Linked DNA regions of Homo sapiens: region 2 is linked to region 1. Evidence: read pairs that join two places in POLR2A ChIA-PET (ENCODE). Cell type or tissue: PC-3. All regions are shown on one strand. Region 1 overlaps NTN4 (netrin 4). Region 2 overlaps CCDC38 (coiled-coil domain containing 38).

The links. ChIA-PET counts read pairs that join two places held together with the same protein. Peaks named below come from ENCODE experiments on the same cell type or tissue, not always from the same donor. Only the 100,000 strongest peaks of a DNase experiment are listed, where the experiment ranks them.
Region 2: POLR2A ChIA-PET joins it to region 1 with 5 read pairs; 2 of 35 experiments call an interaction of 5 or more read pairs at or near these places.

What each region holds. Positions count from the first base shown.
Region 1 is chr12:95,706,768-95,710,767 of GRCh38, forward strand. NTN4 (netrin 4) reads right to left here. Exons shown (of 10, transcript NM_021229.4): 5 at 3,674-3,862. Among named protein-coding and RNA genes, the nearest start is that of NTN4, 82 kb to the right of the region's middle. In PC-3, no CTCF peak of the experiment used is centred here; no DNase peak of the experiment used is centred here; H3K27ac peaks cover 1,339 bases.
Region 2 is chr12:95,873,201-95,877,200 of GRCh38, forward strand. The region is part of intron 13 of CCDC38 (coiled-coil domain containing 38); the gene reads right to left. Among named protein-coding and RNA genes, the nearest start is that of SNRPF, 16 kb to the left of the region's middle. In PC-3, no CTCF peak of the experiment used is centred here; no DNase peak of the experiment used is centred here.

The sequences.
Region 1 (4,000 bases):
AGCAAAATGTTAGAAACTGGCTTTGTTAACCAATGTAAAATTTGGGGGGGCGGGGCATGCTTTATTGAGATCAGTGTTTCTCAAACTTTACTGTGCATCAGAATCACCTGGAGGGCTTGTGAAAACTCGGATTGCTGGGCCCCATCTGCAGAATTTCTGATTCAGTTGATCTGTCTCAGGGTCCGAGAATTTACAAGTCTAACAGATTTCCCAGGTGATGCTGATGGTGCTGGTCCAAGAGCCACACTTTGAGAATCACTAGTTTGCTTGCTAACTTCAACTAAAGCTGAATGCTGAAAGTGCAAGTTCAATATGAATTGAGCTGCCTTTGTGTAACACAAGAACAGTCTTTTGAAAACTAAGTCAGACCATGCCACTTCTCTGCTGAAAACCCTTGCAGTGGCTCATCATTTTACTCCAAGTAAAAGCTGGTGAGCTTACAGTGGCTCATCAGTACATATTAGATTTTCTCCCCTCCCCAGTCACCTCTCTAGTCTCATCTCCTGACACCCCCAACTCTCATTCTGATGCAGCCACGCTAACCCCCATGTTATTTCCTTTGTCACATCAGGCACCTTCCTGTCTTAAGACGTTCACTTTAGGTATTCCCTCTCCTTAGAATGTTCTTTCCCCAGTTAACTCTTTGGTGAACTTCTTCACTGTCTTCAAATCTTAGCTGAAATCTCACCTTCCCAGTGCTGGGGACTACCCTCATCATCCTGTCCCTTACTGTACCCTGCCACTCCTCTTCCCACCCCAAGCCCTTGGTTCCCTGGATCCCTTCCCTCTTGTTTTATTTTTTTCTTCTTTGATGACACTAGCCCTTATGAACTTCTCACATACTGTATATTTCACTTATTAGTTATATTTATTGTCTGTCTCCTCTATCAGAATATAAGCTCCTTGAGGGCAAGGATCTTTGTCTTATTCTCTGATGCATCTTAAGCACCTGGCACATAGTAGGCGCTCAATAAAAGTAACTGGATGAATGAATACATGAACACATTAGGTATACTGTACAGCATACTGTTCAAGGAAATGCTATATAACTGTATCTTTTTGAAAATGTTACCTGTTGCCCTACAAGATAACTTATCCAAGTTAGTGACAAATTATTTTTCTTTTCTCTTTTATCTGCTTAGTAGTTCAGACATTCTCATTTTTAGACATTTCTACTAGTGGTCTGAGGCTATGGGATACACACGTATATATATCTATTCATTTAAACATATTCTGTACAAAATGGTGTCAGGACTATGTTCTAAGACACCATTATTATAAGCAGAGACCATTTTGTTAGCACATGGAGATTAGGATCTATATTTTAGACCCTAAGGAGCTGCAGATTTTAAGGAAGTAATTATCTTTAAATAAGGTATTTTTGATCAATAAAGAGTAGAAACGCTATAGTATTATTTTCCACTTTCTGGCTTATAGGACATGACAGTTATTATAATACTAGTTTTCATTTTTATTTCTTTATTGTTATTTTATTTATTTATTTATTTATTTATTTATTTATTTATTTATTTATTTTTGAGACAGAGTCTTGCTCTGTCGCCCAGGCTGGAGTGCAGTGGCATGATCTCGGCTCACTGCAAGCTCCGCATCCCGGGTTCACGCCATTCTCCTGCCTCAGCCTCCCGAGTAGCTGGAACTACAGGCGCCCGCCACCACGCCCGGCTAATTTTTTGTATTTTTAGTAGAGATGGGGTTTCACCGTGTTAGCCAGGATGGTCTCGGTCTCCCAAAGTGCTGTAATTACAGGCCTGAGCCACTGCGCCCAGCCTCTTTATTGTTATTTTTAAATATAATATTAAAAATAGAGACAGGGTCTTCTTCTGTTGCCCAGGCTGGTCTCAAACTCCTCGGCTCAAGTGATCCTCCCACCTCAGCCTCCCAGAGTGCTGGGATTACAGATGCGAGCCACCCCACCTGGCGTAGTTTTCGTTTCTTGAGGGCTTATTCTATGACAGGCAATGTGCCATCTCTTTTATCTTATATACACACTTTGTCTTATATAGTTCTCATTACACTACAGGCAGGAATTTTACATATGAAGAAACTGAAGTCTGAAGAGCTTCAATAGCTGGCATAACATCACACAGCTGGCAATTGGCAGTGAAGGCATTGAATCTACATCTGTTTGAAACCTATTAAATATTACAAAGTCTGAGTACAAACAAGGAGCAGGAGTAAAACAGGATGCTGGGAGAAATATTATGACACAGATCCAGATTTGGGGCTTGGTGTGGAAAGTGAGCAGTACTATATTTTATCTGCCATTATTTAAGAGAAAAAGCTTTTAACAAGCAAGCCTGTTCAAATTGCACATTGATATCTTCTCCCTGATGTTAAAAAAATATTTTTAAAGAGCAATATAGTTTTTCCTTTAAAAAACTCGCAAATAACCCCAAGGTTTTAAATGCTTATTTCCCATTGTAGTGCTTTCTTCCTGTCACTGTTTTTGAGCTAGAACATGGAGTCCTTGGTAGGGAAAGGAAGGGCATGATCATCAATCTCCATTAATAGTCTTGAGTGGCTTCTGTTATCTGATGATTTCTGAGCTGAGAGAGGGTAAATACTGATGTGGTTAGATGAGCTATTCATCCACAGTTGACATTTACATAAGCCCTGCATGCACCCTTTACATTCACATAATTCAGATAATGTCCTATGAATCGGATAGATCTTTTCAAATTCTATTCTTTTTTCAAATAAACCTCTTTTTCTTTTCTTTCCTTTCCTTCCTTTCTCTCTCTCTCTCTCTCTCTTTTTTTTTTTTTGGAAAGGTTTGGCTCTATTGCTCAGGCTGGAGTGCAGTGGCACTATCCCAGCTCATTGCAACCTCTGCCTGCTGGATTCAAGCCATCCTCCCACCTCAGCCTCCCAAATAGCTGAAACTACAGGCCTACAGCACCATACCCAGCTATTTTTGTAGTTTTTGTAGAGACAGGGTTTTGCCATGTTGCCCAGGCTGGTCTCGAACTTGTAAGCTCAAACGATCCGCCTGCCTTGGCCTCCCAAAGTGCTGGGATTACAGACATAAGGCACCATGCCTGGCCTCCAAATAAACCTCTTCTCAGAGTTATGTCAATAAAAAAGCAGAACCCATGCTATAAGAGTTTAGTATTTTGGGGGAGAGCATAAAATTAATATGATTTCCTAAATTAGTTATGATAGTGAGGATACATTAGAGCAGTGTCAATCAAAATGGATTTATAAGGAAACCAAAACTAGTCTTTTTTCATGTTTAAGTTCACTGTTAAGGTAAAAGAATAATCCAAGTGCAGTAACTATCCTTTATTTCATCAGCTTGAGTCCATTTATTGTCTACCTTCTACTCACAAGTAGTCTTAAGATCTTAAATAGCTCTCCCTCTTCATCACTCTTTTTTCTATTAGTCATCCTGTTTACCAAAATGCAGTGCTATAGGAAATAATTTTACTTTATGGAGAATGAGAAAGGAAATTACTTTGATGAATATTATACTGTTTTCACCCAACTGGTTGAAAATTCTTGCCTCTTATCAATGAAGAAATTAACCGATATCTGTGAGTGTGTTATCTCAGAACCTCAATGACCTCCTTCTTTTGGGTTAGCAGAATGAGGGATAAAGAGATTCATCTCTTGTACAAATCAGCCTATTTTCTGGAAACCACAGGTTACTTACGTTTGCAAGCATCTGGAGCTGAGAAGGGTCTCCGCAGGTCACGATAGAAGCCTGGCTTGCACCTCTGGCAATACTGTCCTTCTGTGTTGTGCTGACAGTCATCACAGACACCACCACTACGATTCCCTGATGCCTCCCACACATTAACGTCGAAGTGACAGGTATCAGCATGCCCATTACACTTGCAGGCTGGAAATAAGAAGCGTGGAGAGAAACACTAATAAGTAAAAATAAAATGATGGGTTATCTCATATTCAGATAGGTAAAAATAGGATGAGTTGGCCAGGCGTGGTAGCTCACACCTGTAATCCCAGCACTTGTGGGAGG
Region 2 (4,000 bases), 170 kb after region 1:
CATCCTATGTAATAGTTCTCTGCCTTATCCTTATAGTCCAGGAGAGCAGGAGCTACATCTTATGCTTAAACTTACAACTAAAACAGTGCTTTGCACATAACTACGCACTGAATAAATGTTTGCTGAATAAATGACTAAATGCATTCTCAGAAAAAAAAGTTGCAAGCAAACAGGTACCCAGGCTGGCCTACCAAAGCCTTTTTAGAAGTATCATTTTCACTGTTTTCGTTGGGAAGCCATTGCAGTATTCTAGTCTAAACAAAAGCTTAGGCCAAACCTTGCTGATCCCTGTACCTCGACACTGTGCCGTTTAACTGTTGGTGGAGATTCTTGAGGTGGTAGGTAACTTGTCTCAGGACCGTAAGAAAATTGTCATCCTCTGTCTCCATTGTGAACCCGGTGTTTGCAATTAAGAAGAGCTCAACAAACTGCTGGGCAATGTGAATCACTCTTCAGGTAGCATTCTGCCCCATTTCCTGCTTCCACTCAAGAAGATGAGAATCACCATAAAGCCAGCGACAAATAACACTCAAGAGAGAGGTGGCTCCTGGAGCCATGGGAAGCCCCTCCTGGAACCACAAACACCTTACAGAGCCACCAACACAATTACAAGCCAAGATCTGATACCAAGAGTACTTCCAACAGCTTTTCTCTTCCACCTCCTAGCTTAAAAAGCTTTCTGATGGTCCTGTTTAGCATAAAGCTCCTTTTTACCTTCATAAGGTAACACTTATTATATTTCCTATTTACATGAATGACATGATCCTTTTAGAAAACTTGGAGAAATACATAATAATATAAAAGAAAACAGCAAAAGTCCTATATTGGCCATAAATTTCCCTTTTCCCCTCTCTCTAAAATAACACTTACTGTGTTTCCTATTTATGTAACAACACATTCTTTTTCTAAACCTTGGAGACACAGAAAAATATAAAAGAAAATAAAAGTAACCCATCGGATTGAAATATTGTAAATTGCATATGAAAACAACACTGCTGCAATGTGAGTCACTAAATAAAGCACAGAAAAATACTTTAAAAATATATTCACCACAGGTTTTGAGGAAAAACAACTTTAAGATGAGAGTGGTTGCTAGTTGATGGAAATTTCTGAAGGAGACCTCTTGAACACTTAGATGGCTTTAGAGATGGATGAGCAGGGCAGTGGCTTTTTACGATGTCTTTTCTACACCACCACCCCCTCCCCCTTTTTTTCTTAAATTCCCTCTTCTGAGAGGAGAGAAAATGGCGAGAAGAGATATTTTCTTAATATAACAAGGTAAGAACAAGAGATAGAGAAGAATGAGATGAATGAAGGTAATTCACATATGAAAAAGGGATTGAGAGCCTGGCCTGACAAAGCAAAAAGTCAAAAGGGAGCACAAGGCACAGGCCAATTGATGACAGGGAAGGGAAGTTTCAGCCCCATCCCTGGAACTGCCCCCAGATGGCAGGCCCAGCCCACAGTACCTCGGAGGAGGAGCTGCCAAGGGAGTCTGCCCAGGTGAATGGGACAGGAATTATGGAAGACTGATCAGAGAACTTCAGGTGCCTTTCAACAGTGAACGGGAAGTGATATGACCAGAGCAGTGTTTTAGGAGGAATCATTGTATCAAAACGGGAGAGGGGAAAGGTTGCCGGGGTGGATATCTAGATGTCATTGAAAGTCTTTTCAAACTCAAGGGTTCTGTCATTCTAATCCATGTGACATTCTGCTGTGTGTTGACTGTACACAGTTCTCTCAATTGCAGCTGATCTTCTCCTTGTGCAAAGAAAACAATAAAACCAGAGATAAACACATTCCTCACATTGAACAGTGGAGCAGTTTATGTTCCATTTCATGTTCAATGAAGAAGTAACAACTGCTACACTAAACAACATGGATGAGTCTCACAAACACAGTATTGAGGGAAAGAAGCCAGACATGTTACATGATTCCATTCCAACAGAGTTCGAAAACAGGAAAGCTGATTGATGGCATGAGACGTCAGGACAGTGGGAAAGAGGGCTGGTAAAGCCTGGAAGCAGGTGTGAGGGAGGTTTGCAGGGGCTGATAATGGTGTATTCCCTGATCTGGGGGGTAGCACACGGGTGTGTTTGCTTTGAGAAAATTTCTTGAGAGGTACACTTGTGATTTGTGCACTTCTCAACATTACATTATACTTGAACTTAAAATGTTATTTTAAAAGTGAAATACTGGATCAAGGGCAAAATTTTTAGGGGATTAAGTATCATTAAGAGTGGAAGTTTTGAAAGACTAAAATTCATTTCATACTGATAGCTCCAGAGTAACATAATTTATGAATATCACAATCAAATATGTCAATTATACCTCAATAACGCTGGAAAAGAATCTTTTAAAAAATGAGCTGCAGCTAAATTTACTCAAAGGATTATGTTTTGTATATTCTGAGAGCTGAAAAAATGGAGGTAGAGAAGGAAAAAATCCTAAGAATACGTTTCCCTCCCAATTTTCCTGCTTCACCTCCCCTTCCCCACCCCACATTTCACATCTCTAGAAGACACTATGGATTATTAGTCCCATTTCCGCAGAGTGCAATACATGAATGCCAAATTTACACTTGTGATCAAAATTTCATGGATAGCCATTTAAAAAGGAATTTTACGTCAATTCTACTTTCTTTCTTTAGGTATCTGGTTGCCTCAATGTTAAAGAGTATCAAAAATGCCGCTTTTATTTTTTAATAGTTGCCCCAAACTTGGATGAAAGGGGCTTGGTTGGGATGGGGCAGGGAGGAGGGGAGATATCACAGATATTTATCAGACATTTTGCATGTCAATTGGTTTCAGAATTATTTTAAACAGTTGAAGTGTGGAAACCACTCAAGTGTCCATCAACAGATGAATGAATAAACAATATATGGTATAAACATACAATGGAATATTATCTAGCTGTAAAAATAATGCAGTCCTGATACAAGCTGCAACATGGATGAACTTTGAAAACATTATGCTAAATGAAATAAGCCAGACACAAAAGGACCAATATTGTATGATTCTTCTTTTGTGACGTACCTAGAATAGTCAAATTCAGAGAGACGAAGTAAAATGGTGGTTGCCAAGGGCTAGGAGAGGGAGGGATGGAAAGTTATTGTTTAATGGGTATAGAATTTCAGCTTTGCAAGATGAAGAGTTTTGGAGATTGCAAAACAACATGAATGTACTTAACACTACTGACCCGTACATTTAAAAATGGTTAAGATGTTACATTTTTATGTTGAAAAGATGATGAAAAAGTTGTGGAAATAGTGGTGATGGTTCCACAACATTGAGAATGTACTTAATGCCATTGAATGACACGCTTAAAATAGCTAACAGGTAAATTTGGTTATGTATATTGTACCACAGTTTTAAAAAAAATGGTTAGAAAAAAACAGCACTGAATTGAAAGGTGGCTATCATCACACCTCTTGGCCCCGGCAATGCACAACCCCATCCCCTACTAACTCAGGGCACTATAACTCCCTAGGAAATGTGTGTGTGTCTGGAGGAGCCATAACCAGCTTGTGCTTTTTGTAACCCTGTTCACCTGTGGGTAGGGGAGGACAGTCTTCTTCTGATGCAGTTCTCCCAGTTCTACTTCTGTTTGAAAATCAAGTTCATATCCATAAATGTGATGTTGTGGCAGGCCAGGTCTCACTAACGCAAGCCTCCTTAACAACTGTTTTCAGTACTGACTGAGTGGTTAAGTTAAATATTAAAAGCCAGTGCCCTTATACAAAGGCTGGAATGTAACAAAAGCCCACCAAGAGTTTTGCCTAGACCTTTCCAGGGTCTTAAAGAATGACAAAATAATGAAGGAATTCTCAACAGGACTCAGTTAAGATTAAACAAGTTTTATTGGGGATGAAGAAACTCTCCAGGCCTCCACAGACAAGTTTATTGGGGATCTGAAGGAACTACCCAAACCTCCCTGATTTAGCAGGAGACAAGATAAGGGTAATCACCCCAACATCTGGACCCATTTAGATTAAGTAAAT